6 separate regions of the Mus musculus genome follow, and regions 2, 3, 4, 5 and 6 are each linked to region 1. A link is a loop called in an ENCODE intact Hi-C map of the cell type or tissue named here. Cell type or tissue: left cerebral cortex. All regions are shown on one strand.

Region 1 (5,000 bases):
TCACAGGGTTTAGAATCAATCATGCAGGAGAGAGACCCTCTTGAGGTGTCCATAACATTTCCAGAGAGGTTTAACTCAAAGGGGGAAGCTATACTTTGGATACAGGGAACAACATCCCAAGGGCTGAGGCCCAGAATGAACAAAAGGGAGAAGGCCTATTGGAGCACCAGCGTTCATTTCCCCCAGCTACACCCTGACAGGAGTAACCAGCTACTCCACACTCCTGCTGCCTGCTCCTGCAGCTTCACCACAAGGATAGACTGTATCCCTTCAAACCGTGAGCCCGAATCAACCCTTCTTTCCTTAGGTTGCTTTTGTCGAGTATTTTGTCCTGACTTTGGAGCCAGCAGCATAATGAGAAGGTTAAGTAGATGTTACTTGAGGGGACTTCCTTAGGGAAAAGAAACACTTGTCCCTTTCTCTGAAGGAGGACTTGGCAAGCTGCACTCTTTTTTTTTTCTTTCCATTTTTTATTAGGTATTTAGCTCATTTACATTTCCAATGCTATACCAAAAGTCCCCCATACCCACCCACCCCCACTCCCCTACCCGCCCACTCCCCCTTTTTGGCCCTGGCGTTCCATCCAAACGCTGACACCATTGCATACACTAGCAAGATTTTATCGAAAGGACCCAGATGTAGCTGTCTCTTGTGAGACTATGCCGGGGCCTAGCAAACACAGAAGTGGATGCCCACAGTCAGCTAATGGATGGATCACAGGGCTCCCAATGGAGGAGCTAGAGAAAGTACCCAAGGAGCTAAAGGGATCTGCAACCCTATAGGTGGATCAACATTATGAACTAACCAGTACCCCGGAGCTCTTGACTCTAGCTGCATATGTATCAAAAGATGGCCTAGTCGGCCATCACTGGAAAGAGAGGCCCATTGGACACACAAACTTTATATGCCCCAGGGCAAGCTGCACTCTTAAGGGCAGAATTAAAAAGATCCCCACCCCCATCCCCAAGTCACAGCAAGAATCAGAACATAGCCTCGTCTTCATTGGTTTGCTGGATTTCAAAACAAATCTTAGAGGCTGGAGAGCTGGCTTGGTGGTTAGGAGTGCTCTTACATTAGTGCTCTTACAGAGGACCAGAGTGCACTTCCCAGCCCCCATATTAGTCCACTGCCAACTGCAATTCTAGTTCTAAGGGTACCAGATACCCTCTTCTGTCCTTTATAGACACTCACATGTGCTTAGGTGCACACTCATTCACACACACACACACACACACACACACACACACACAGACTCGCTCTCTCACACATACAAATACATTAACAAAAATAAAAGTCCTTAAAAACAAATCTCTGCAGCTTGCTCTACTAATCTTTGTGTTTTGTGTGTGTGTGTGTGTACATGTGTGTTGGGGGGATAAGCACATGTGTGTGTGCATGTGTGTCGGGGGGATAAGCACATGTGTGTGTGCATGTGTGTGTGGACATGTGTGTCGGGGGGATAAGCACATGTGTGTGTGCATGTATGTGCATATGTGTGTGTGTGGACATGTGTGTTGGGGGATAAGCACATGTGTGTGCAGTGTACAAGTTGATTATCATCATCTCCACCGTCTGGCAAGCTCCACTTGACATTCCCAGACAATAAGTGAAAGTCACATGACAATGTTCCTACTAACTCCTTTCACTTTAAAAAAAATCTGAAGGCATCATTATGATTTGGGGACAATAAACATCAAAAAGTATCAAGGCTTTAAAAGAAAATCCTGATTTTTTTTTTTTAAAGAAATAAAAGTATCCATGGACCAGGACCTGACTCCATTCCACAGAGGCACAATGGAGCAGAGTGGGAGGGGCCAAAGATTTCCTATTTTCTACTTTTGTTTTTACATAAGGAAGCACCTGCTGCCACTCTTCAGAGCCCTGGTGGGAGCCATCTCCCAGAGAGCTCCTGGGAGCAGCAGCGGGCCCCACCGCCCAGCCTCTGAAACAGGAACTCCTACAGGTTCCCCAGTAGGCTCAGGGTCCAATTGTTTCAGAATCACTGCCTGCTATACTGGCTAAAACTCAGGCTCCTGTACTCCTGGACCTGCAGAATCAGTGGAGAGGGACTAACAACAGCACCCCCAAGTGATCATTTCTAGTTCATTTCTACTTGCTAAAGCTGATACCATAAAAAGATACTCTATCAAAAGGCATCTTATTTGGAATAAAAATGAGACTACTTGTTACCTGGGCTTCACTGTTTCGACATGATTTACTCCCCTGCTCACCCTTGCTCATGTGGACCACGCTGTGGATACACTGGACTAAAAGGTGCTGGAAGTTGTATAACAAAAGAGGAAGTAGAAGAAAACACACAGTTTGCACATCTGCTGTTTTTTATATAAGTGTGAGAATTTCCTGTTTTTCTGAAATCATCAAATGGTTGCTATTGGCTATTTATAATATTTGCTACTATTTTCAGACCTAATTTTCACTTCTCCCACTTGAATGGCTATTTAAAGACACACCCACGCTCAGTTCAAGGGCCCTGAGATTTCAGTCCAGTGGTCTCTTAAATCACACCTTAACATCCTAGGAAAGCAAGAACTTTTGAAGGTGGGGGTTAGTCATTTCCACAGATAACCAGCACCATCTAGTGGACGCAAATAACCCTTTGTCAAAGTCGGGCCCTGGAAGAGGCCGAGAAAGTGGGTTGTTGGTGGAATCTCAGGGCAGATTCGCTCTGCAGTGACTGGGGATGGGGAGCGGACACTAATCTTTTGCTGCTCACCTTCCCAAATATAAATCTGCACAATCATTATGCCAACCAGGGGGGTGTGGGGAAATAAATGGGAAATGAAGAATCCGAGCCATGTCTTGAGCATCCTGTAAATGTCATTTTTTTTTTCCAGTGATGTAAGGCACAGAATCCGGGGAGCTGGGGCCCCATCGTGGCGCACACTATTAACAACCCTTAGGAAGAAAAGGCTTTTGAGCTTGGTCTGTGATAACTATGCTCTCCCATCTCAACGTTACAGTTGGCATGAGCTTATGGTGCGAAGAGGGAAGCCGGGGCACTGCATCTGGCAGTTGGAGCCCAGATGGAATGCAATGTGGGCTTTTTCTCAGTCCTTCAAATCTGACTCCACTCAGAAGGCGGGTGTCAAGAGCAGGAGAGACAGGAAACAAAAACAAAATCTAACTCCCAAATCAACACTGCCATATGTGCCCACCCTGGAATAAGACCAGGGGAAGTTAGCTTAAAATACATTCATTCTACAAAAACTACTCATGAATTCCTCGAGAAGGAGTAACACTCTTCAGAGAGTACCCACAGAAGAACACAGAACTGTAGAAAACACAGCTTAGGAAAAGATGGCACGTTCTGTCATATTTGAATGGTAACTGTTTTGAGAGTGTTGCCCTCGATATGATGCAGAAGTACATGCAAGAAATGAGGACAAAATACAAAACAAAGTGGTTTATTAAAGTTTGCTCTCAAGGTCCACAGAGCCTCTAAGCAGTTAGCAAAACGAGAACAGTTGGAAGCGAATCAAGTGGGGAGAATATAGAGACGGAAGGTAACTTATCAAGATTGTTTTATGCAAAATATAAACAAGGACTTAGTGTGGAATAACAACAGAGTGAGGGACACAGAGTTGGTTCCATTTGGTTTATGGAATTCTCATGTTGCATACATTTTAAAAGGCAACTGTTTAAAAAAGGAAAACACCAGAGATCACACGAAGTCTTCGTAGCTCTGTATTTTCTAAGTTTTTTTTCCAAACTCTGTCGCATCACCAAGAAATGTGAGAAAATTTAATGGTTCTCATTAAGCATCCAATATAAAAACTGGAGGGAGGGCCTGGGAGATGGCTCACTGGGTAAAAGCACTTGCCATTGGAGTATGAGAACCCGAGCTCTTAGATCTAAAGCCCCATAAAAGCTGGAGGCGGTAATAGACATCTGCATGCCCAGAGCTCCTCTGGGGAGATGGGGGTGGAGAAAGAAAATTCTAGAAAGTTGATGGGTTAGCCAATCTCAGTCTCACATATGCCCTGAAAAGACAATAAAGGGACTCTGTCTTAAACAAGGTGGAAGGCAAGTATTGATACTTGAGATTGCCCTCTGATCTCCACACCCATATTGGCACACCTGGGTTGCATTTGTACATGTGTATAATATAGACCTGCACAGGATGCACACACTTACACATGCACACACATACAAAGAAAAAAATGGCCTTTGTGCACAGAACAGAAGCGATGTGTAGGCACATGGAGATGATTTACCTGTAACTCCTCAAAAAAAAAAAAAAAAAAAAAACCAAGCAAACAAACAAAAAACAGTTGGAGGTTCTAGGAGCCCTGACATCCATCACCTGTGAGGGTCCCTTCAAAGACCAAATCAGCATTTTATCAAAATCATTCATTGGGTGATGTATTTACAGTTAAAGGTGGAGAAGGTGGTGTGAAATTTCTGATATCTTTGCTCTCAGGTACAGCCCTGATGTCAGAGTTTATGCAATGGTGGTTTTACTATACAATGGAGTTAAGAACTCCAATCCATGGGGCTGAAAACCCCCTCAGTTCCTTCAGTCTCTTCCTTGACTCCTCCATCAGGGACCCCACGCTCAGTCCAATGGTTGGCTTGGAGCATCATTGTCAACTGGCCAGATCCCCCGGAGGTCCTGGGGACCAGACTACCAACCAAAGAGTACACATGGAGGGACCCATGGCTCCAGCTGTGTATGTGAAAGAGGATGGCCTTGTTGGACATCGATGGGAGGAGAGTCCCTTGGTCCTGTGGGGGTTCGATGCCCCAGTGTAGGGGATTGCCAGGGGTGGAAGGCAGGAGTGGGGGCGGGGTGGGAAGCACCCTCATAGAGGCTGGGGTTGGGGGATAGGATAGGAGGCTTCCAGAGGGGAGACTTGGAAAGGGGATAACATTTGAAATGTAAATAAAGAAAATATCTAATAAAAGAAAAAAAAAGAACAATATCTATACTATATCTTTTTTTTTTTTTTTTTTTGGTTTTTCGAGACAGGGTTTCTCTG
Region 2 (5,000 bases), 110 kb before region 1:
TGTGTCTCCAGGACATGAGTCCTCCCATGTGGTGACTCAGAGGCTGCTCTGTGTTTAGGCAGTTCCATTCAGAACAAGACTCCCTTCCCAACCACTGTGGCAGGGCAGAAGAGGGACTGGGTAATCAGAAGTAGCATTTCACTGTCTCAGCCTACAAGCACCTCATCATTTCTGTTCAGACTTCATTAGTCATAATAGTCATGTGGCCTTGCTTACTTGAAAGGGCAGTTGAGAAAGATTGCTTTCTGTGTGTCTAGAAGAAGAGAATGGGAAGCTGTTAACATGAGTAATGTCTGCAGAGTAAACCACCGACTATAAGCACAGGACTATATAGGTACAGGGCTATAGGCACAGGACTAGCCACATACAAATACAGAACAGCCTACTCAAGATGGGAAGTCACCTACCACAGGACTGAGGACAAAATACTTGTCTCTCCAGCCTTCTCTCTTCCTTCAGTAAAAGCCACAGAAGAGCACATGGAGGTGTGATGTAAGACAGGGGTCAGAAGGAAGGAAAGAAAACCACAGCCCACAGCATCCATCTTACTTAACCATCAGTTTGGTCTTTGCAAGAATCCTAGATCCCATTCCATCTGTTTTTCCTCCTACCCAGGATCCTTCCTGCTTTTAAATGAATGTCTAAGAATACTAAAATCCAAGAATTCTTCTGAACATAAATGAAGAGATAAAAGGAAATAAGCTCTCATGTATACAAGCGTTAGTGCTCTTTTGGACCTCCCAGTCTGGAGCTACCAGAAACAAAACTTTGTTGTTTATAAGCTGCTTGGTCTAGGGCATTTTGTTTCAGTAGCCTAAGCAAATCAGAACAACCACAATGGGTTTTGACCCGGTCATAACCAATTCTAGAAAAAAATATCCAAATTAAATTTTTTTCAATAGGAAGCTCTTTTGACATATTTTTATTTAATGACTGCAATATCAGGCTCCATATTCTACATGTTCGTCTTACTAGTGATCGACACCCTTGAGGTTTGCCTGCTTAAATGTAGTATGGTTTTGTGACTGCTTCAACAAATCTAGTGCAGAGGACATGGTACCATGTAGATTCTAAAATGACTTATAAATGTCAGTGTAGTTTCTGCGAGTCCTCACTTGAGGAACAGCATTGCCTATGAGGACGCTAAGCAGCTACGTAGTAAGGCCATATGTAGATTATTCGGAGCACAATTGCGTCTGACTTCTAAGTTACGGCCAGTATCTCCTGCCAGCGACGAATAGCCTCCAGATGCCAGACGCTGGCGACATAGGTTGTTCAAGCCGCTGAATTTTGTGAATTTGCTGTATATTAACCAGAAAGTATAACATTTAAATGATGTCTCACCTCATGTCATATAGAACCTTACCCCTGACTCATCATTGTAGTCAGTGGAAAATCCACCTAAGACGCGACCGTAAGACCGATGTTACCTTGTCCCTGGTTCTGTATTTTCATAAAGAATGTGTGTCTCAAATTTGGGGATCAAGGTGACCTCCACTTTTTTTTTTTTTTTTTTTTTTTTTTTTGCCGTGAAAGGTCTCACATATTCAAGCCTGCCAATTTATTTTGTAGCAAATTCCCAATTCTCTTGCCTCTCCCTCCAAAACTCTGGGATTAGAGGTATGCACCACCATGCCTGGCTCATTTCTATATTTTTCTTCCCTTGATCCTTCTCTTAGTTCCTTGTTTCCATTTCACTCCTCCTGCCTTATTATTTCTTCTTGTATGCCTGCTTATCCCAACTTCCCAATTTACATCAGCCTGCAGGAAACCCCCTCCAAGTCTTCATCGCTGAATTCATTAGCAGTGCCCCGTGTGGAGGTGAGGCCCAATGAAAGGGCCTGGGAAACCATCAGTGGGTTCCTTTAGTCCACCTTTCGAAGATGGACAAGGCTTTGACTTGACGGAGGGCCCGGGAGGCTGGGCTCCCTGCCCAGATGGCAGTGGCAAATGATATAGAGCCTGCAGGCTGTACCTCTAAGGACGCTGGGGCAGTAACCACAGCAGCAAACGCAGTGCATCCTTCAGCAGCTAGATACTGAAACTGCGCGCCTCCCACGCGCCCCGCGACGAAGTCACGCTCCACTGGGGCAAAATGGCGCTACGTCCCTCACCAGCAGCGTGAGGGGGTGGGTCGTGCGTCACGTGACCTCGCCTGCCTGCCGCGCGGCCCCGACTGCCCCAGGCACGCGCTGGGAGCCCGGCTGCAGAGCGGGCGGCGGCTCTGCCCCGCTAGGGGCATCCTACCTGGTCCCTGCTAGGTCACGACAATCTGTCCAAGCCAAGATCCGACCTGGAGTGGTGGGGCTGAGGCCAAGGGTGGGGGCGGCTTGTAAAGGCAAAGTGGCGGGGGGTGCAGAGCCGGCTCCAGGGGTTCAGGCAGCCCTGGGGATTAGACCCCAGCTGAGCGTCCCAGAGTCCTGGCGTTCAGCCGAGTGTGCGGGGGCCAAGCTGTGGACACTCAGGGCCTGTTGCCCAGCCTTGGCTGCCCTTGGTTTAGCCCCCACCTTCCCAGCTATGATCACTAGGCTGGGGCATTTCATGGGGATTCGCACCGCCCCAGCTTCGAAGCTACTAGCGGCATTGAAATATAGCTTCAGCCAAATGCTCCCATCCCACTAGGGAGAGAGGATCAGAGCGTGCGCGGGGTCCTCCGCAGCCACCGATGTGTGTGCTGGGTGGGCTTGGCCGCGCTGCCCGCCCCCTCCCCCCCCCTCGGGAGGAGGGCCCAGCGATGCTCTGTGACCGTGCCGCCTCCATGTGGTTGCTGACGGGCCCAGGGGGGAGCAGGCATGGGGCGCGGCCGCACCTCCCTCCCACCCCTCCTCGCGGATGGCTGGCTAGGCGATGAGCAGACGTGAGGGGCTAGCCGGCTGGCCGGCTCTGCAGGACGCTGCCTGGCTCCCGAGCGTCGGTCCCTCCACGCCCGGGGCAGGAGCGGCTGTGCGCTGGGCTCAGAGGCCAGGCGGACGAGCGCAAACCCCGGGCTTCGCTATGGGGCACAACAGCAGCTGGGTGTCACCGAACACCAGCCACCCGCGCAACACGTCGGGCGCCGAGGCTGGCGCCAACCTCAGCGCGTTCGGGGAGCTGAGCGAGGCTCAGCTGTACCGCCAGTTCACCACCACCGTGCAGGTCGTCATCTTCATTGGCTCGCTACTGGGTAAGCCAACCCGCGGGGCCACCAGCGGGCCGGACTTTCCCGAGGACACAAGAGCTGCCGTGGGGTGCGGGGTGCCTGGCCATGTGCGGGGAGTTGAAGGAGGTTTAAGTTAAGCAAGGACGGTCACCTCCAGCCTGGAGGCTGGAAGCAGAAGAGTTGGGACAGGGCTTCTCTTGGCAGGATGGTACAGGTACAGGGTTCTGGCGAAAGACCTGTCCAGACAGCCCTTGTCCAAAGCTTCAGACTCCGCGCATCACCGCTTACCTTCTGGTGCCCGGGAGCATCGCTGCCTCTAGCTCTTGTTTACAAATAGGAGCAACGATTCCCGGGGAATTTGTGACTGATGAAGGAATGTTAACTCAGTCAAAAATGTGTTTTTGCGCTACTATTTCCGATATAAGATAATTATTTTTGAGAGAGCTCTATTTTACATGTCAGTTTTGGTTTGTTTCTAGTAACGGGGACTTTTTTTTTTTTTTTTTTTAAGAGCGTGTGAAGTTAAACTTTACATTGTCTTCAGATAATTTTACAATCTTTGAGTAAAACGAAACCCACTGGACTCCTCCACCTGTATTTTAAGTGCATAACAGAGATAAGAAAAAAAAAAAAAAACCAACAACAAATGTCTCAAACCACTCACAGAAGATTATAGATTTCCTCCCTTGTTCAGAGGGGATTAAAGAAAATAAATTGACCAAAATGAACTGCGCTACTCTGTTACAGGGCACTGGATCCGTTTTCAAAAAGAGCTGCAGGACATAAAAAGGATGAAAGAATTACTGTTCTTGTAATTTCTTGTGCAATGGCTAGTAAAATGTGTGTGGGTTAGGGTGAGACTCATCTTTCCTCCCCCCTACTCTTAAATGGCTCTTGCTTTTTAGGGCAACTCTTTAAACAATAAACAGTACAATCAGACTGCTTTCCATTGAGGTTTGGCAAGCACAATGGATACTAGCAAACAGGCTTAAATTCTCTGTTGTGACATTTTTAAGAATGTGAAAAGATTACAATTTATGTGTGGATGTTGTGGAGAAGAGAAGTCAAAGTTTCAAAGTCAGAATAAATTATATTTCCTAGACACTTGAGAATTTCCATGGAAACCAAGACATCTGAGATATTAAAAGACTATATTTGGAAAAAAAATAACGTGTGGAATTTCCCTTCATACTTTCTCAAGTTGTCATCCTTCTAGCCCTTTCTGTTGTAATAGCTAGCTTCCACGTTCTATCATGGAGCATTTTCAGCTGTCCATGTGACATTGTCTAGATGTGTGTTTTCAAGTGGACCGCTAAATGCACATTTACACAGTAAAACCCTATGTTCCAAATATTTCTGAGATTCATTTAACAATCACTAACTAAACATTTACTATGCAAAAGTACTATGCAAAGAGTTAAATTCCAATATTGCTTCTCTTAAAAGGTATATTAATGGGAAAGTCAGAAAAAATGACTTTGGGTTTTTCAAATATACACCTCATATATATATATATATATATATATGCATATATATGTATGTATGTATATACTCACACACACATACATACACACACACACATAGCTTTTTCCCCATGGTAACTTTGGTGTTGAAATTTTTTTCATGGATTGAATTCAAAAGGTATTATTGGAATAGAAGATAGATATCATGTCTACAAAAGACATAGTGAACAGTGGGTATAGAAATGCTTTTTCAGCTGTCTCTCTGTATTTTTCTCTTTCCTGTCTTTCCTTGAATTGGATTCAGGAACTTTTAGGTAAATGGACTCTTATTTTCAGTTCTTTTCCACACAGCACTTGTGAGTGACATGCAAAACTGCCTTCACGGATAGGTCTAAAAA
Region 3 (5,000 bases), 340 kb before region 1:
AGAGCCCTACAATCATAAGCTGAATGTTCTCAAGCTCCGGGCTGTCTACAACATCACAGTAGGAGACACTGAGAAGGCAAGAGACGTCAACGGTCGTTGTAAAAGCAAAAGTGAGGCCAGAGACTGGGATGAGACATGACAGGAGCAGACAGCAGGAGAGTCAGACAAGTAGAGAGCCCAGTGCAGGACGAAGCTCCAGGCACCAGAGCAAGCGCTAAGAATAAAATAAAGCCACAGTGGCACATGGCGTCATCCCAGCACTCAGGAAGCAAAAGCAGGCGGTTCTCTGAGTTCAAGGCCACCCTGGAACTTCACAGTGAGTTCTAAGCCAGAAAGAGCCAGTCTCACAAAAACAAAAACAGAATGCTACCATCTACAACAAAACCATAAAAGCACGGTTCTCAAAGATCTAATTCAATGAGTATGGTTACACTTTACATTTTAGCCTGAAATAAATACTATCTCATGCTATTGAAAGCTTGCAATCAGAAAACCGGAAGAACAGATTTCCATACTCTCACTGAAGAGTATTCCTTAGGGCAGTGGTTCTCAGCCTGTGGGCTGCAACTGCTTTGGGAGTCAAAGGACCTTCACACAGGGTTGCATATCAGATCTCTTATACAACAGATACGTAACAGTAGCAAAATTACAGTTATGAAGCAGCAAAGTATGCTATGGTTGGGGGGGAAGGGTTGTCACCACAACATGAGGAACTGTATTAAAGGGTCACAGCGTTAGGAAGGTTGAGAGCCACTGCCTGTAGGCCTTCGGCAGCTTCACCCCCATGCTGCCTATCACACCAGGGACTTACAAGCTGAACACAAAGCATTCCACTACATACCGTTTCTGCTGCTGCAGAGCAGTGTGGCCGGCTGACTCTTGCTTTGCCAAAGCTCCCTGAAGTGTGGACATGACCCGCCCGTGCCGTAAGGGCTGTATGTTTTCTTTACTCAGCTCCCACTCTGCTCCCTCCAGGCACATGGCTTCACTGGGAAGAAGGAAACAGAAATGAAGCCCACGCCAACAGTGTTACAGCACAGTACTGTGATGACATCTTCAGAGAGGGGATTTCTGGCTCTTTGGGGTTGGACGCAGCTGGTTCGCCAGGAGCATCATCATTCTCTTCAGCTTCAGAGCCTATCCCACGCTCTACAAGTAAATGCTCAACACAAGAGAGAACATGGCAAGGGTGTTGGTGACAGTATTGTACAAATAAAGTTAAAGCTAGGAAAAATAATTTTTAAAAGCATCTTAAGTTTAGCGAAGTTAACTTAAATTTAGAAAAAAACAAAAAACAGAAAACTAGCAGCTTTATGTCTGACATGGGTTCCCACTGACAATGAGACACCAGTAGCAGCATCCACTCCTGTTTCTAAATACGTACATGATTAGCTCTTTTTTAAAAAAAAAATGTATTTATAAAACAAAACATAACTAAACAAAACAAGCCGGGTGATGGTAGCACACGCCTTTAATCCCAGCACTCAGGAGGCAGAGGCAGGCGGATTTCTGAGTTCGAGGTTAGCCTGGTCTACATAGTGAGTTCCAGGACAGCCGGGGCTATAAGGGGAAACCCTGTCTCGAAAAAAACAAAAAACAAAACAAAACAAAAATGTATTTATTCTCACCCCCCCCCCCCGCCGTGTGTGTGTGTGTGTGTGTGTGTGTGTGTGTGTGTAAGTCAGGCCACAACCTTAGAGTTGTTTCTCTCCTTCCACCATGGGGTTTCGGGGGTGGGGGAGGGGTGACCAAACAGGTCCTCAGTCTTGGTTAGCAATTATCTCTATCCACAGAGCCATCTCACCTGTCCGTGACTAGTTCCTTCTAGTTCAGACCCAAGTGCCATCTCATCAGGGAGGCCTCTGTTCAAATCTCCCTCTGCCCCGACTCCCCCACCCCCAAGCCTCATTGCTGGGTAATGAACTAAGGCCTTATGTACCTTGAACAAGTGCCCTTCCTGAGTTACATGTCCAAACCCTTCTGAAACCACACTAGTTCTACCTCCAATGCCGTCTTCTCTTGCTTTACACTTGTTAATACTGATTCTATCTGATGTTAAACATGTCTTATTGCCCATCCGCGACACACACCCCGATTCATTCCTCCCCAGAACTTAAGCTTCACAAAGGTTGGGATTTTGTGTCTTTTACTGTTCGCCTTCAGTGCTCAAAATGGTAGTCGATAAATTCTCTTCCATGAATGACAGCTTATGACAGCAATTACCCAGTTATTATAAGTTCCATAATTGAAATGCATCTTAAATTCTAACCTAGAAAAACCCTCTATATTTTATGATGAGGAAAAGCTGCAAGTGCTCTGCTCTTCAGATCCCTAAGCTGCTAGCAAAGTGAGAACACTTATTAGTTGAAAGCAGGTACTTTACAAACATCTTGAATCCTCCCAGAACTCCATAAAGCAGCATTAATATCTGCGTGCCCCCACCCCTCCGTAAACATGTTCAAGGTCAAATAAAAACGGCTGAGGTGAGTTTCAGAACCAGATCATATGGCAAATTCCAAACTCTCCCAGTCTTGCCCCCTGGCTGGATGCAGGGCTCCACGCCGTTGGGAAGGGGGTTTGGGGAGACCTGCTCTTGGCCGACCTCCTCGATCCTCCCCTCGCCAGCCGAGCACCCAGCGGCAGCAATTTGCGTCCGGTCCTTACCTCGCCTCCGCCATCCTGCATTCCCAATACTTGCTCTCGCCCTTCCGCAGACCTTTATCCTCCGAGTGCTAACTGAGTCTCCCTCAACCTTCAGCTGGCTCTGGAGCTGCGAAGATCGTCACCCCGTGCTCCTAAACAAAACCACGCACCCGATTCCTTCTCAGAATAGCCTCCTCACGCCCCCATCACGCACGGGCCGCCAAGTTTCAAATTTAACGTCTCTTGACGCAGACGTAGCCTCGCCGCTCCCCGCTCCCGCTCCTCCCAAAGCATTCTGGGGATTGTAGTGTATCCCGGGTTTAAGCACGCGCTGCGCAATGCACAATGGGAGTTGTAGTTTCAGGTTTGAGGTGCAAGGACCAATGGTTGTCCTAGCACTGCAGCGTGCTCAGGCACTTCGAGTTTGCTCTGTGTTTCCTTTCTAAGACAAGCCTTCGAACCCAGGGAGAGACACTTTATTAACAAGAGGTTCTTTGATGGTTTCAGTTTCATAACGTGTCTTTGAGTACATTACTCTTCTGGGTTGCTCCGAACAATTAACTGTGCTACGCCTAGGTCTTGTCTGAGCCCCAGGTCTTAACACCTGTCCAGGGATCCTTAGGCCACTCTCACCCAGCTGTTTCCTGTGGAAAGACTGTGTTCTCGTTTTTCTCTTTTACACAAGACCTGGTTTAGCACTGCACTTCCTTTCCCCAGCAAGCCCTTTGACCTCTACAACTTCTCAACTTTGACCAACTTCCTTTAAATTCTCTTGGAAGTGTACCATTTGTTCTCTCATGCAGCCTACCAGATGTCCTGTAAACTACGATCTAACACAGAATACAAACAGGGTAAGCGCTTTGCCTGTCTCACTGGAGCTAAAGGCTTGGTAATGCAGGCCTATAGTTCAGCTACTCTGGAGACTGAGATGTGAGGACCAAGACTTCAAGACCATCCAGGGCAACTTTACTTCACAATAAAAAGTTTGCTTTTGTTTTTTGTTTGTTTTTGTTTTTCAAAACAAGGGTTCTCTGTGTAGCCTTGGCTATCCTGGAACTCGCTCTGTAGATCAGGCTATAAAAATAACTTTTATTCTCCTGTTGTGATTGTTGTCTGAGGGGCTTACTGCCTCCATCTGCTGACCTAGATCCACTCCTAGAAAATTCTAGCCTCCATAAGATCTAATCTAGGTCAGCCTCTCAATTTTGTTGAATAAGCTCACCCTTTCTTGTTCTTTCTGAAGTCTACCTGGCTGGTTCAACTCAGCTGTTCTGGCTCAAACTCCTCTCCCAGCTGACTGACTCAATCTGGCTTCTCTCCCAGCCCCTGAATTGCTCTGCTTGGCCTCAAACTCACTCTAGCAGTCTTTTCTATTTCCTAATCTTCTGGCTCTTTCTCAATCTCTTGCTCATTCTGTCTTTACCTGTGTCCAGCTTGTTCTCTTTTCAACCTGCCTCCCTCTCCCTCCCGTGCTGCTCTACTCTCCCTCGCAACAATACTGCACTGCTCTCCAGGACTGCTGTATCCTGTACTACACTCTCTTCCTTACTGCACTGCCTCTCCCTTAAGACTCAATCTTCCCTCCCTCTCTCGTCTCCTTAGAGGTGTACATAGCCCATTCTGTCAAATTTTTCTCCGTTTGTTGGGGCGGGGGTATACAAACAAACAAGGAATGTCAGGGCGTCGATACCCAGACCAGAAACAGATAAATTAGTCATTTGAGCATATAACTTCCAACTAGGCTCTGGAGTAGAGAGGGGAGCCATGGGAATTTCTCTACAGAAGACAGTGAACCTGAGGGAAAGGACGAGTTGGCACAATCTACCCATCAGAACAAATCAAGTTCTGAAGCAACTGAGGTGTGTGTCTGTGGTAGATTCCCACCTCTCTATTTCCACCATTATCCAGTGAGTTTCCTCACCCAGCTCCCTACTCTTGGACCTCTATGCTGCCCCATCAAAAAGTGCCAGATTATACTCCACTTTCTCCTAACCATCATATAGAAAACAGGGCTAAATAGTGATGAGATGCTCCTGACAGGGTTTTAAGTTACCAATACGTGTTATAGGAGACTAGAGATTTAGTGTTTGGTTGTTTCTGAAATGCTGGGTTATGTGGAACAGCTCCCCTCAGGACTTCTTCATCTATCAGATTGCACCTTGAATCTTTAAGGGTGTGCATCAGTATTCCTGATGCACAAGTAGGAAATGTCACAACTCAATAGCTTAAAATGATGCAAACTCATTGTGTTCTGGTCTATGGATGAGAAGTTTGGCACGGGTTCTCTGGGTTGACTGAGGCTTGGGGAATTCTGCCTTGTTTTCTAGAGCTGCTGTGGGAGAGTGTGTTTCTCCTTC
Region 4 (5,000 bases), 180 kb before region 1:
TCCCTTTGTCACCAACGATCAAACATATCCTTAACAAAGCACACGAAAGCTGAGCTTAGTCTTATGACTACAAAGGACTGTATAAAAAGGAGATATCTAGACATTACCATAGAGCCCATGCCTAATGTTAGTACTTACATAAGCACACAGCAGCACCTCTACCGCACAGCACACTGGTCCTCGCTCTCCCTCCTTTTCTTTACTGAGTCTATTCCCTGGAATCCTCTTGCTTTACACTGTTTGTTATGCCTCCATAGTGGAGAGCCCTCTGAAGCAGCACAAGCCTTTAAAAGGTACCCTAAACCTTTTTCTTTTTAAACAGTCTACTCAGTAAATAAATATATAGACCATGCTTTGAACTCAAAGAGATCCATCTACCTCTGTCTCCTGAATGCTGGGATTAAAGATACGTGCCATCACACCTGTTCCTTCATGATTCTTAACTCTGTAGCTTAGAAAAAGAATTTATAAAAAAATTGGCAGAATATTTGAGAACAGAAATTTTCAATTTTTAGATGGATTTCATAAGATATCTCTAATGTATCTTTAAAATACCCTTCTGGTGGGTGTGGTGGAAACAGAGGTGGGTCTCTATGAGTTCAAGGCCAGCCTGGTCTACATAGTGAGTTCTGGGACAACTAGGGGTATGTAGAGAGACCCTATCTATGAAGTGAGTATTTATAGTTATGACACTCAAAAATTCAGCGAATGACTAATTCAAATGGAAGATAGCAGCTAACAAGATAAATAGAACAGGTAACAGCCTGTTTTCTAATACTTCTTTACTAATTAAATAGAGGTGGCCAAATGAGCCCTGTTAGCCTTTAACAGTGTCATACTAAACACCATAGAAGTATAGAGACTTACTCAAACAGAAATAAAAAGACACTAACAGTCCCTAACTCTTATAGATGTGCAGTGGAATGGCCATGCAGACATGCAGCCAATAAGAAGTTGCAAATGTTGACATGCTCTGTTTATGTTCCTGTTCTCAATGCTGATAGTTTAAAGAAGATACTTTTGCCCTGACTATCACTGTCAATAACAGTCAGTGTAAGGAAGAAATTTCCCTATGACCTGAGTATTAACGAGTGAAGGTTTCACCACAGCAAACAACTATCAGAAAGAAGAAAGGAATACCAGAGAATGGTACACAGCTCACTTAGGGTCTCTCATGTTATTTGGGTGCTAGTGTTAGCGTAGGATGAACCATCTCCCTGCCCCCCTGTCCCCGATAGCTATGGTGTACGTGAGAAATGTCCATGCTTGAAATACTGTAACAGCTACTGCTCAGTGGTGGAATACTTGCCTAGCATGTGGAGGACCTAGGTTTGATTCCCCCGTGCTATAAAACCAAATAATCCCAAGACCTTCTAACAGCAGACCACTTGGAAAGTGTAGTCCTTTCTGTACAACCTGAGTTACTTCACCCATAAAACAGAGATTATAATTTTTTGCCTGTATGTCCTAAGTTTTATCTAAAGCAATTTGCTGTAAAAGCATTTCTTCCCAGCTAAGCCAGCGGTCCAAGTAACACTTGAAGGCACAATTGAATACACAAAGAGCTCTGGAGTGGGTTAATTTGCTTTCAGACCCTGGCCTTTTTATAGTGCATTTCAAGCCTAGTAACATCTTAAGAGCTCCTCCATCTTTTGCTATTTTCCCCACGGTGTTCCGTGAACACAAGAGAACGAGTGGCAGAAGATTTCTAATTGAAAACCAAGAGAAACAGTAATTAAAACCCAAGGCTGCAGACCAGCAATTAAAGCCTCAGCAAATTACCTGCTTTGTATGTTCTCCATCATCGAAGTCGTCTGGAAACTTGGGCGATGTGGGCTAAAAGAGTATTATATTCAAATCAGCAAGCGCTTGGCAGGCTGCCAGAGGCAAAGCTTTTATTCAGCACAGTAAGATAACCAAAGAGCAAATTAAAATTTGCTAACATGACACCTTCTCCACGCCCTGTGCTCACTCTTCAGTACACAGTCTATTAATGTGGACGTTACCCAAATGATGGCCTCCGTTATGCAAATCACCTCCTTTAAGTTTAAATAAAAGATAATTTAAATAAGAGATTTTTGCCATGACTGTAATTGTCAATAAAAGTCAGCATAAGGAATAAATTAAGTGTAAGGGTTGCACAGAAACACAAAGCAGTTTAGTGAAACACATGGTGAAGAAAGGCAAGATTCCAGGAAATCATCAACCTAAGAGGAGGTGGGAGGTAGAGGCGGAGGTGGGTGGGTCACAGGTGGCTTCAGACACAGCCAAGTCAGAGGCCAGCTGCTGCTGCATAAGGCCTGACTTAGAAACAAACAAGCCAAAAGCAACGGGCAAATTCAGTTAGCACCAACTCCAAATCCCACTTCCAATTCCTCTGAGTCCCTGCTTTTCTGATGAGCAGGACCTCAGCTACAAGAGTAACCGATAGTTTACATATTCCTGAATTGAAAAAGCAATTTCAGATTACAGAAAGGGGCTTCCTCAAGGACATCTAGGTCCATCCCAGCTAAGGTGCATGCAGAAACACCCTCGGTCCATCTATGCCTTAGCAACTGCTACCCACACACTGCTTTCCAAAATACAGATTGCTCCCCAAAGTGTCCACAGAGCATCCTCAGTGTGTGCACTGCTGACTCAGGAACATCTTCAGTGTGTGCACTGCTGACTCATAGGAACATCCTCAGTGTGTGCACTGCTGACTCATAGGAACATCCTCAGTGTGTGCACTGCTGACTCAGGAACATCTTCAGTGTGTGCACTGCTGACTCATAGGAACATTCTCAGTGTGTGCACTGCTGACTCATAGGAACATCCTCAGTGTGTGCACTGCTGACTCATAGGAACATCCTCAGTGTGTGCACTGCTGACTCAGGAACATCCTCAGTGTGTGCACTGCTGACTCAGGAACATCTTCAGTGTGTGCACTGCTGACTCATAGGAACATCCTCAGTGTGTGCACTGCTGACTCATAGGAACATCCTCAGTGTGTGCACTGCTGACTCAGGAACATCCTCAGTGTGTGCACTGCTGACTCAGGAACATCTTCAGTGTGTGCACTGCTGACTCATAGGAACATCCTCAGTGTGTGCACTGCTGACTCATAGGAACATCCTCAGTGTGTGCACTGCTGACTCATAGGAACATCCTCAGTGTGTGCACTGCTGACTCAGGAACATCCTCAGTGTGTGCACTGCTGACTCAGGAACATCTTCAGTGTGTGCACTGCTGACTCATAGGAACATCCTCAGTGTGTGCACTGCTAACTCATAGGAACATCCTCAGTGTGTGCACTGCTGACTCAGGAATATACTCAGTGTGTGCACTGCTGACTCATAGGAACATCCTCAGTGTGTGCACTGCTGACTCATAGGAACATCCTCAGTGTGTGCACTGCTGACTCAGGAGAAACCTCAGTGTGTTCACTGCTGACTCATAGGAACATCCTCAGTGTGTTCACTGCTGACTCAGGAGAAACCTCAGTGTGTTCACTGCTGACTCATAGGAACATCCTCAGTGTGTGCACTGCTGACTCATAGGAACATCCTCAGTGTGTGCACTGCTGACTCAGGAATATACTCAGTGTGTGCACTGCTGACTCAGGAATATACTCAGTGTGTTCACTGCTGACTCATAGGAACATCCTCAGTGTGTGCACTGCTGACTCAGGAATATACTCAGTGTGTTCACTGCTGACTCATAGGAACATCCTCAGTGTGTGCACTGCTGACTCAGGAGAAACCTCAGTGTGTTCACTGCTGACTCATAGGAACATCCTCAGTGTGTACACTGCTGACTCAGGAGCAACCTCAGTGTGTTCACTAACTCACTTGTCTGCTGTGGTCTATTAGTGCCATGTGGACAGGGTCTTGCTCATGTGTAGTCCAGACTAGCCTTGAACTCATGCTCTGTCTCTCTTACATGCTGGGACTGTAGGCATGCCCCTCCATGCCTGGCTTGTTCTATGTGATTTAACTTAACAAATACTTAGGCTTGCCTTTGCTCCCTAAGGATGAGAAAGGCTCTCCAGACCTGTTTCATGAGTAACAGTCCAAATTGCCCAGACTTTACTTTCTACTTTCTTAATGCCCCATTGTCATGGGCACCCTTGTCCGGGCTCCCTGTAACACTCACCCCTATGAGCACAAACAGCAACTGAGGAAGGGTTTATCTCAAAAACATGAGTGGGAATTTCACTGGGAAAAACAGCTCAAGTGACTGCTGAGAGCCACATGTGTGTGTGCCAGGGTTAGCAAAGTCTCTACCACAGAGACCTGGCTCCAGACTTCAGATCCACTTTAACTTCTGGTCATTCAGATTTGCTTTACAAAACCAGATCCATCCAATATAAACCTTTATGTTTGGAGGGGGTGAGAAGATAAGGTCTGGAATGTCATGTAGCCTAGGCTGGCTCGCCTCAAATAAACCAAACTGTTCCTCATCACTGGGCATGTTGACAGGGGTGTGATTTCTCTTACTAGAGCACAGGACAACATAGGCTGACAAATTTAGTTACTAAAACCACTATGCTGGCAACTTAAATGAGGTGACACTCCTTGTCCCAAAGACATTTTACTGAAAACGACAGCATGATCAGCTTATCATGAATTGGACAATGAGTCATTGAAATTAGAGGAGGCAGCCAGGCTTGGGGCCGTGCACTGCAATCCCAGCATTCAGAAGGATAAGAGAGGGGAATCTCATGTTTCAGGCTAGCCTGGGCTACTGGCTAAGACCGTTTTGTTTTTTAAATCAACAATTGATAGCCTCTTCTATTTTATAAATATCAGGAAAAAGTCCTTGAGTTCTGATCTCCATACGACACTGAGGATACTGGAAATGTATTCATCAAATATATCTGACACCCACATCTCGAAGTTGGTTGAGAACGAAAATTCTTTCTGAGGCAGTCACCATCGGGTGATAAGACATCTCAAAGAAGATAATTCCCAGGCTGAAGAGATCCACTTTCTGTGGGGAAAACAGAAATTGCCTTTAGA
Region 5 (5,000 bases), 220 kb before region 1:
TCTCTCTCTCTCTCTCTGCCTGTCTCTGTGTCTCTTTCTCTAAGAAAGATTTCCCCATGTAGCCAAGGCTGGCTATATTAGCAGGCTCTGTGTTTCAACTCGACACAAGTAGAGTTATCAGAGAGGAAGAAGCCTCAGTTGAGGAAATGTCTTCATGAGATTCATCTGTAAGACATTTTATCAATAAGTGTGATCAGTAGGGGAGGGCCCAGTCCACTGTGGGTGGTGCCATCCCTAGGATGGCAGTCCTGGGTTCTATAGGAAAGCAGGCTGAGCAAGCCAGTAAGCAGCACCCCTCTATAACCTCTGCATCAACTCCCACCTCCAGGTACCAGCCCTGTTTGAGTCCCTGTCTTGACTTCCTTCAGTGATGGAACTGTGCTCTGGAAGTATAAACTGAATAAACCCTTCCCTCCATGACTTGCTTTTTGGTCATGGTGTTTTCATCCCAGCAGTAGAAACCCTAAGACACTGGCCTAGAACTCACTCTGTAGCCCAGGCAGGGCTCAAATTTGCCATCTACCTTCCTACTTTAGTTTCCTTATCTCTGGGATTATAGGCACGTGTAGATACACTCAGTTCTGCCTTCTTTATAGTGTGTTCTCTATGCCACAGGTGGGGGAATCTTTCAAATATAAATATGATTTTCATTGTCTGTGTACGGCATTCTTATCAAGACCTTCTCTCTGGATTTGCTTTTCGGGTTTTCGAGACATGGTTTCTTTGGCTCTCCTGGAATTTACTCTAGACCAGGTTGGCGTAACTTTTGAATTTTCTCAAACCCTACTTTTAATAATGGTTCCTAAATGCTCTAACCTCCCTTCTAGCCCACTACCTACAGGTTATTAGGATACAGGGGAAGTGTATCTGTTTAGAAATTATTCTTTGGAGCAAATCCCACCCCCATTGTCAGGAAATCAGCAGTTCAGTTCATAGCGTTCAGTAGCAGCAGCTCCATCCACTCGCAAATACTTCATTAATACACCGAGAAGCAGCCCAGCAGTCCAACTCAGAAGTGTTGGGATGGCAAACATGAATCAGCAGTGGTGGCATGACCTAGCAGAAACTGCCAGGCCTCCACCAAAACCAGCAGGAGCAATTAAGCCAGGAGAAGTTCTCTGCCATGTCTCTCTGAATGACGTGAAGATCATTGAAGACGCAAGACCGAGAAGCACTCCAAAACTAACTATGCAAGCCCCCATCACTGTCCATTGAGTCCTATTTATACTCCCTCCAAACATCACGTGTCCTCTAAGGGTCTTGCCTCAGTCTGACTTAGCAAAACTCCATGAGTCTGTATCAGCTGACATCACTCTGCCAATTGGCTGGAGTCCGAGGAAGTGGCAAGAAACTGCAGCATATCACCAGAAGTTTTTGTGTGTGTGTGTGTGTGTGTGTGTGTGTGCATTTCTCTCTATGGGGTCATGACAAACGGAGCTCAGCTACTCAATGTAAGGTGAACCAATGCATGCATGTTGTTATCGAAGAATCCTTCATCTCTCATTCTTTCTAAACATCCTTTTACCTGTGTCTGCTTCAGCGAAATGTTCTTTGATATAACCGATTTACCAAAGAAACCAGAAGTTTCCACTTTAGGCTGGCCTTGAACTCAGAGATCCTCTGCCTGTCTCTGCCTCCTGAGTGCTGAGATTAAAGTCATGGGCCATCATTCTTGTCTGAATTTAAGATTTTTAAACATCTTAAATCCAGATACTCACACTCCACCGATGAGCCACTCCCTCCCCACTCCCCTCTTTCTACCAGGAACAACATCTGAGCCTTCTGTGGCTATGGGCCCTGCTAACGGTGGCAAAGGCCCCGTGTGATCCCCGGCTCCTTCTCCAATCACTTTCACATATTTTCCCACCCTCTGAAGTAGGATAGAAAGAAAAAACTATGGACCCTGGAAACAAAAAAAAAAAAACAAAACAAAAAAAAAAGCACCTTTTTCTGGGGTCTAGCCTGTGCTTCCTGCTGACTTCAGCACTGCCGATGAGATAGATCAACAGTGCCTTCAGAGCAAGTACTCTTTGTCTAAAGATACCTCAAACAAAGATACTGAAACAGCGAACTCTGCTGTTTTAGCTTTCGGCTTTGAGTTTAACTTGGAGCTCCTTGGCCACTTATTCCTAAATGTAAACAATGCATCTATAAAAACACCTCACATCTTCATCTTCATCAGCAAGTTCTGAGAAACCAGATCATTGTGTAAAAAATGGGGAAAGTGAGTCAGTGGACTCTTGGGTGACTTGCATATGTCTATCCAGTCTTTCTTTTGCTCTCATTCCCTCCTACAGCCTACGGTGTAGCTTGACAACGCAGTCCAACCACCGAAAGCAAGCGTCACTCCTCATCCTGGATAGACGCGGGAGGAGGCGCCGAGCGCGCAGGCGCAAGGCAACCCGAGCGAAGCGAGGATTGACGGAAGACGTGCAACTAAAGCGGAAGTCCCGCCCAGCGCGAGCGAGTTTTCCGGCTGTAACCGCTGGAGGCTTCTGCTGACGGCGTCGGACCTGCGGAGCCCAGGATGGTGTTGCTCGAGAGCGAGCAGGTACCGGCGGCCCCGGAGGGCCCGGGACTCGAGCGAGTGGGGTCAGCTCGGGTCGCGGTTCTCCCTTTGCGGGCGGGCCGGGGCCGTGAGGCGGCGGGGCGAGGAGCGGAGGCTGCCTAACGGGGCGTGTTGTGTTGCAGTTCCTGACGGAGCTGACCAGGCTCTTCCAGAAGTGCCGCTCGTCGGGCAGCGTGTTCATCACCCTCAAGAAATGTAAGCAATCTCCGGGGCCGCCTGGGAGGGGACAGCCCGGCCCCCGGCCTGTCCGCACCGGCCACCTCCGGGGCTCGTGGCCGGTGCGGCGCCGGCCACCCACTCACCGTGACAGTGGGGCCCCAAGTGTGTCCGACGCCCGTTGTCAGGCAGCCCGGCCCCCGCTCCGTTAGTGAGGAAGAATATGCCTCGGGGTCCCAGTGTTTATCGAGCGAGTCGTTGCTCCTAGTTTTGGCTGTATCCTGAGTGATGGCGGACCCTTCCTTACGATCATCACTTTGGACCCAGAAGCAACGCCTGTGGTGGTGTTTACCTGGGTGGACTTTTTTTTTTCTTAAACACAGATGACGGTCGCACCAAACCTATCCCGAGGAAGAGTTCTGTGGAGGGCCTCGAGCCCGCAGAAAACAAGTGTCTGTTGAGAGCCACGGATGGGAAAAGGAAGATCAGCACCGTGGTGAGCTGGAGGCCTTTCTTAAGGCTCTGCTTTCTTTTGAGTTGGCCTGGCCGACTCAGAAAAAGTCAGTTTTCTCTCAAGTAGCCAAGGTACAGGAGCAACCTATCTCAGTGCTAGCTAGGGGAACACATTTAAAAAAAATTAAAATAGTGTCTTGCAGTCTACTCAGGCTGACTTTGAACTTGTGATTTAGGAAGCTCACACCAGGCGCTTCAGCCCGTGCTGGTGTCACAGGAGTGTCTCATCAACTGAGACAGATGACAGTGATGGTTTTTGTGAAGTTGGAGATGTGACCCAAGCCAGGGTCTTCATCCCGCTAAGTCATCGCTCTGGGTTGAGCCTCACCCCCACCCCGAGGGAGGAGGGGCATGTCAGGATTAGGTCCGGGTCCCCCTTCCCTGTCATTTTGGCCTGTCACTCCCAGGCTGTTGTGGGATCAGGATCTACTTCTGCTTCTTTTTGGTGGAGGGGGTGGGTTGTTTGGTTGGGATAAGGTCTCGGGTAACTGAGGTTCCTTAGGTCGCCTCTGTCTCCAACGTGGTGGAATCCTAGGTGTGCACCACCTTCACAGTTCCTGTTTTTGTAGGACAAACTATCAGCAATAAACTGTTAGGCAGAAAGTAGAGGCCGAATGCTTGTTCTGCTGGAGTCCGTGGTAGTGAGCATGTGGTCCGTTTTCCTAGGAGTTGCTGTGAAGCATGACTGGCTGTGTTTTCTTTCTCTGCTGCTCCATCAGTACATAGGTTCTGGGAATTAGATGATTATTTTTAACCTGTTTTTTTCCAGGTCTTTGTGGCTCACTTAACAAATGTAGCTACAGGTTAGGCTTGGCACTACAGAGGATATCTAGTCAAGAACCATGATCTTTTTATGAAAGGGTGAATATGCAAAACAAAGATTCCCTGGATTCAGAGCGAATGCTTCTTAATTCTATAGCGAGCCTGTAATGACAGTAGTACAGGATACTCAGGAAACTGCGGACGGTAGCTGATGTTCTCTTGAGACGACTGTCAAGGTAAAGCAAGGCTACATTGCCGTTATGGTTGGCTGCCACAAATGTGAAACAGCCTTTTTCCTAGGTATTATTTCTTTTATGACAGTTTGAATTGTGCTTATATCAGTCTGAATCAATGGAAGATAGAGTTTCATGAGACAGGTCCTTGCTTATCCAGCCCATCCTGGCCTGGAGCTTGTTCCTGTTCAGGCCAAGCCTGCCGAGCACTGGGACTCCAGGCCAGAGCCACCACGTGCTCAGCAGAGGGAGAAGTTTGGATGTAGTTTGCATAATAAAATGAACACTTTTGACAAGTCCTCTGATATCGCTCAGAATCCAAAGAGAAAAACGTAGGGGCATCTGTATAAGGTTTTTTTTTTGTTTTTTTTTTTTTTGTTTTTCGAGACAGGGTTTCTCTGTATAGCTCTGGCTGTCCTGGAACTCACTTTGTAGACCAGGCTGGCCTCGAACTCATAAATCCGCCTGCCTCTGCCTTCCAACTGCTGGGATTAAAGGCGTGCACCACCATGCCCGGCTCTGTATAAGGTTGTTTTTTGTTTTACCTTAAATTTAAAGACTGTGGTACCGGACGATCGTCCCAGCTTTGTCTCACAGTTGGGGTTATCAGAGTGGGTTTGTCTGAGGGATTTTAGAGAGGTGAATAGTTTGGTGGGAGCCCACTTCTGCCTTCCCATCCTGCTGCAGATGTCATATGGAAGAAGGCACAGAGCTGCTTTGCTTGTTCTTGAGAGCAGGTTAGGGTGGTTAGACAGCTGTGAGTACAC
Region 6 (5,000 bases), 470 kb before region 1:
CAAATATCCCTGTAATGACTAGCTTCCTGCTAGTCACAGAACCAAGAGGCCGTGGTTCTATCTGGGCCCTAATTAAAAAAAATAATAAAGGCTGGGGGATGGACCAAATTAGGAGTAAAGAGAGAAGCAATCGATTGCACCTAGGACATTTCCTATGTGTGATGCACTGTGCTTCAGAGACAGACATCAACTAATTTATTCTCCTCATCCATATGAAAACTGGCCCCTTTTACAGATGTATAAACAAAGGTAGAACAGCTAAGAGATGATGCCTAAACAGCACATACTGAGTCAAGTGTCATGTTTTTCTACCATCTGCATCTCTCACCCCCAAGGTGACCGGTGACCGTCTCTTGGAGACACACGTTGGCCCTCCTGATGGGAGTGGGATTTTTAGAACTGGAGCATTTGGGGCCTAATTAGATTCATCATCACTGAGCTGCCCTTTTGCTGGGAGCCCACAGCAAACTTCTGGGACTTGAAACAATCCGCTAGGGTCCTGGAACATGGATCAGGTAAGTTTGATCCCAAATGACACTTCAAAAGGAAACATACAGCCAGGAGTGGTGGCACACACCTTTATCCTAGCATGGAGGAGACAGAGGCAGGTGGATCTCTGTGCGTTCAGGGCTAACCTGATCTATGTAGTGAGCTTCAGGATGGCCAGGGCTACAACAGGGTCACACAGAGATAGCCTGTCTTCAAACCGAAACAAAAATCATATTTGAGACTGCTCCTTCTGATCTTTTCCATGATGACATTCCAGGTGGTTCTTCTGTCACCCAGAGGGGAGGGAGGGAAGCCGAACAACATCTGACTCTGAGAATTCTAGAGAATTTTTATTTATTCATGCATTTGGTTATGAGGTAGAATCTTATTGCATAGCCAAGGCTGCCTTCAAATGTGTGATCCTCCTGCTTCAGCCTCTTGAGTGTTAGGACTACGTGTATGTGCCACTATTCCTGGCTACAGAGAACTCTTTTTTTCAATTTAATTAAAAATTTTTTTAAAATTTTGAGTCAGAGCCTTACTCTGTGGCCCAAGCTGGCCACCAACTTGTGGCGATCTCCCTGCCTCAGCTGTCTGAATTCTGGGATTATAAGCCCAGTTTCAGAGGATGCTTGAAGCTTCTTGGTTGCCTTAGCACCTTGGCACCTGGTCCGTATTTTGTCTCTGCCTTCACTCACACTCAGTTTCCAGCACTGCAGTGGGCAGCTGATGCAAGGAGTTTCAGCTGATGACAGCTGGACTGGTATCGCCCTGGGTCCACATCTTCGCATCTGTCTTATTGGCTGTTGGGGTTGAGCTGAGAGACACATGGGAGGCTGTGGTTTGTTAATAAATTGAGCCCCAGTGCTGGTAACTATGAGTTCAGGCAGCTTGGAGACAACAGATTTCAAGACTACAGTTGAGGCGTCTCTAATTTGGTTTGCTCTGGGAAAGTGAGTCCAAGCACGTGATTCTTACAAACAGCTGTAGTGTGTGTGTGTGTGTGTGTGTGTGTGTGTGTGTGTGTGTGTGTGTGTGTGTGTGTGTGTGTGAAGCAAGTCAGTGAAGACACATGTAGAAAGAACAGCATGTGTACAATTATCCCTTGGTATATACATGGGTTGTTGGCTTCTGGGTCCCTGTATCCACCAGAATCCAAAGATATTCCTTATATAAGATGGTATAGCATTTGCATATTGCCTACCATACCTTCCACATTCTGTAAGCCATATTGAGATCCTTATGCCTGATATGTAAATGCCATGAAAATACTTATTACCCTGTATTATATAGAAAGATACTGACAAGAAAAACATGTCTGCATGTTCAATACAGATGCCATTTTTACCATTAAAAAACTATGAGGTTGGTTGACTTTACAGATGCAGAACCTATGGGTTCAGAGGCTAACTCACTGAGAAGGAGTAAGAAAGGGACAGACATAGTGGTACATGCCTGTGCTTCCAGCACTGGAGAAGCTGAAGTGGGAGGGGGTGTCCTAGGTCAGGCTGGGAGCATGGGAAGTTGGGACCTAACCTTGGGAGGCAGCTGGTGAGCATAAGCTCTGTCCCCAAAGCTCCCACATGATACTGCTGTCTCAGTATCGCAAATGGAATATCTACCAGCATCCTCCTAGAGTGGCTGCTTCCCCTGGGCCCATCCCTTTCCCTTGCAAGCTCAGGGACATCCCTATGAGGTACCTGTATAGTGAGGTATTCCCACTATACAGGTGAGAAAGATGAGGTGCTTTAAAAGGTGAGCATCACCAGATAGACTTACTCAGTAATTGGCTGGGTTCATAGAACAGTGTGTGGAAAACAGGCTTCAGAGGATGCCACAACGGATCCCTCTCCATGACAGGAGCAAAGTAGCCATTGCCCCCAACCCAATACACAAGGTGCCTCCCTGTTCCTGAATCCCACTGCATCAGGTGAGAAAATTATCCACCTGGCCAGTAATTCTGGCACCTGAAGATAAGAGTTTAGCTTCCACCCCTGAACTTCTCTGGTGAGCAGATTGGAAACCCAGTCACCCCATGAGTCCAGTGCCACCAGTGAGCTGGGCGAGCTGGGATTGGGACTGGGACCTCCTCCCCTCTGCACCCCTGCAGAGACAGCTGTTGAGTGTAAGCTCCCTCCCTGCCTGCAGCCCACAGCTCCCACCTGTCAAGCGCAGTGACACAGATCTACCAGCGACTTCCTGGAGTGGCTGATTCAGGAGTCTGCCTCTTTCCCTATCAGGCTCAGCTTTCCCATGAGCCCAGCAGGGGGCATCCTTGCCCTTCCACTCTCCACCCTGGGGGGTTAGATTGGCCTCCCGCCAAGGGGAAGCCTTCCAATCCACAAGGCCCAAGAGTCAGTCCAAGGCTAACTTCCCAAATGTATTCCTGAGACTTCTTCTCTTCCTTCAGCCACGACCACTCTACTATTATTGACATTACGGTTTTTTTTTTCTTCCTTTGTCAACTTAATATTTTTAAAACTTGAACTCCAGCGTTCTAACAATCTTCCAGCTTGTCCCCCAAAGAGCTGTGACTACAGACGTGTTTTGCCATGCTGGGCAATGTATATATATTTTTAAAAGAGGAAACCCCTCTTCAGTAAAGGTCTTTCAAATAGCTTGCTGCTCTTTTGGCTGGCATCCAGATTTAGCAGGTGAGCGCCACTGATGTTACTACAGTCAGGAATCCCAGAGCCTGTCCAGGGGATGCCATCAATGGGTATGGATATAAAGTTTCTCTTCTGTGGGCTTAGGGCCAGAGATGGAAGGTGCAAAGAACCCAGAATTCTTTGAAGGAGGAACAGAGACACCCCTCCTCCCTTCTAGGCTTTCTTCCAGGCCTATGGCTGCAGGCAAGACAGGAAGGAGGAACTTGGAAATGGGGACTAGCTCCGTGCAGGTGACAGGTGTAGGCTTTGGGAAGGGGCAGGGATTTCCCTTGCAAAATTCATTCAAACAGACAGGAAACCTGATCCCACAGAGACAGCCAGATGTGCAGGGGCTCCCAGGAGTCTCCCAGGGAGATCCAAGGCTGAAGGCAGGGCTTGAGGAGAGACACTGAGGGAGGGGTTGGAACACCTGTCACCTGCAGGAGTTTGGGAGCCGGTTTCCAGGCCGTTCATTCAGATCTGGTCTTAGAATTGCTTTTCTGGGGACAATTAATTTCTAAGCTAGCTTTCTTTGAGAAGTTCACTACTTTTATTGGGGGTGGGGTGGGAGGTGGGCAGGCTCTCTTGTAGCCTAGTCTTGAACTCCTGACCCCATCCCTCTAGTGCCAGAGACCCACAGTTTACCTTTTGATTCTCACTAACCCTAACTAACCTGTTCATCTAAACCTGTTCTCTCTTGCCCGCCCCTACTCTCATGCACTGGCTCCTAGCCAGTAGTTCCAGGGCCTGGAGAGGGTAGTTCACAGTTGTCAGGGGTGGCACACAGACCCCTGATGGGACCTGTTGCAGAAGGCCAGGGCCTCAGAGGGGAAGGAAATCATGGGTTAAGCTTCTAGCCTCCCCAACGGTGCTAAGCCATTTGATAAGAGTGCATTATTAGGTAAGAGGAAGTGACTGGGGCCTGAGCTGGGCTGGAACTGAGCCTCTGGGATAGATATGGACGATGTAAGGATCACAACACCTAGAACCGAACTGGGTTAGAGTGGGCTAAACCCTGAACAGGGGGCTAGAGCAGGCTCTGGTCTGCCTCTCAGAACCTCTCTCCTCCAGGATCTGTGTGTGAGGCAACACAGTGCATGAAGGAACACTCCAGTGCTGGCGGCAGCAAAGGGCCTCTTAGGCTGTGAGGCAGCTGCTGGGCAGTGGAGTTTTTAGGTATTCATTGAAAGGTTCAAAGATGCAGAGAAGTGTCATGGGTGAGAGGCATACTGCCTCACCTGGCTCTCATTTTCATGGGGAGGAAGCACTGAGAAAGAGGAGCTGGGTGTCCGAGAGACTTTGCTTATTCAAAACACTCAGTGCCAGCTGGGACCCGGCCCATCCCTGACTCCCACTTCCAGATCCCGCCCTCTGAGGACAGAACCCCTGCTCTGTGGAGGACCCTTTTCCTAAAGAACTGTTTGTGTTCTTGCCTCAGCCCAAGGCTCAGGAATGGTATCTCCCACCCCCCTCCATGATATATCACTTTCTTCCATTGGCGGGGGGGGGGGGTGTGTAAATCTGAGTAAAGCCTGTCTTTGTAACGGGGTCCTGGCCCCAACATTTCTAGATCTCATAGCCCGCCCCTCAGTTCACAGCAGCCCAGAGAAGGAAGCCCAGAGCAGGAAGTGCTGAGGCAGGGGGTGGGGGAGGAACTCCCAGGAGGGGAGCTCAGCCCCCTTGGGCAAAACAGCTACTGCAGCCCCCGGCTTCAGGAGGAGGAGGAGGAGGAGGCTGATTTACAAGGCAGATCAACTGGGCCCTGGCCTGAAGCTCTGAGTCCTGCATCCAGCTACTGCCACCCCGCAGGCTATAAGAGCACCCGACTTCCGGACCAGTACTGGGCGGGTGCCATGTGAGCCT

What was found. Hi-C counts contacts between places; a loop is a spot of excess contacts. Peaks named below come from ENCODE experiments on the same cell type or tissue, not always from the same donor. Only the 100,000 strongest peaks of a DNase experiment are listed, where the experiment ranks them.
Region 2: it touches region 1 in a loop (4-fold over the local background); 5 of 42 quality-filtered maps call a loop at or near these places.
Region 3: it touches region 1 in a loop (4-fold over the local background); 11 of 42 quality-filtered maps call a loop at or near these places.
Region 4: a loop joins it to region 1, with 4 times the contacts of the local background. A loop is called at or near these places in 16 of 42 quality-filtered maps.
Region 5: a loop joins it to region 1, with 5 times the contacts of the local background. A loop is called at or near these places in 4 of 42 quality-filtered maps.
Region 6: a loop joins it to region 1, with 6 times the contacts of the local background. A loop is called at or near these places in 4 of 42 quality-filtered maps.

Annotation. Positions count from the first base shown.
Region 1 is chr2:118,260,924-118,265,923 of GRCm38, reverse strand. No RefSeq gene overlaps it. Among named protein-coding and RNA genes, the nearest start is that of Fsip1, 6.5 kb to the right of the region's middle. In left cerebral cortex, a CTCF peak has its summit at 2,595 (motif pointing left); DNase peaks (open chromatin) are centred at 2,078, 2,606 and 3,093.
Region 2 is chr2:118,371,182-118,376,181 of GRCm38, reverse strand. Gpr176 (G protein-coupled receptor 176) reads left to right here and starts at 2,763. Exons shown (of 3, transcript NM_201367.3): 1 at 2,763-3,163. The coding sequence starts at 2,995. In left cerebral cortex, a CTCF peak has its summit at 2,227; DNase peaks (open chromatin) are centred at 2,100, 2,637, 2,758, 3,134 and 2 more places; H3K4me3 peaks cover 2,027 bases; H3K27ac peaks cover 2,074 bases.
Region 3 is chr2:118,596,126-118,601,125 of GRCm38, reverse strand. It overlaps Bub1b (BUB1B, mitotic checkpoint serine/threonine kinase), which reads right to left and starts at 2,915. Exons shown (of 23, transcript NM_009773.3): 1 at 2,665-2,915; 2 at 842-988. The coding sequence starts at 2,678. In left cerebral cortex, no CTCF peak of the experiment used is centred here; a DNase peak (open chromatin) is centred at 2,938; H3K4me3 peaks cover 482 bases.
Region 4 is chr2:118,443,096-118,448,095 of GRCm38, reverse strand. It overlaps Eif2ak4 (eukaryotic translation initiation factor 2 alpha kinase 4), which reads right to left. Exons shown (of 39, transcript NM_013719.3): 19 at 4,870-4,971; 20 at 1,783-1,836. Among named protein-coding and RNA genes, the nearest start is that of Srp14, 34 kb to the left of the region's middle. In left cerebral cortex, no CTCF peak of the experiment used is centred here; a DNase peak (open chromatin) is centred at 1,883.
Region 5 is chr2:118,477,142-118,482,141 of GRCm38, reverse strand. It overlaps Srp14 (signal recognition particle 14), which reads left to right and starts at 2,446. Exons shown (of 5, transcript NM_009273.4): 1 at 2,446-2,551; 2 at 2,692-2,764; 3 at 3,109-3,221. The coding sequence starts at 2,528. In left cerebral cortex, a CTCF peak has its summit at 2,471; DNase peaks (open chromatin) are centred at 2,412 and 3,161; H3K4me3 peaks cover 1,841 bases; H3K27ac peaks cover 901 bases.
Region 6 is chr2:118,728,418-118,733,417 of GRCm38, reverse strand. Plcb2 (phospholipase C, beta 2) reads left to right here and starts at 4,980. Exons shown (of 32, transcript NM_177568.2): 1 at 4,980-5,000. In left cerebral cortex, a CTCF peak has its summit at 2,753 (motif pointing right); DNase peaks (open chromatin) are centred at 2,762 and 3,132.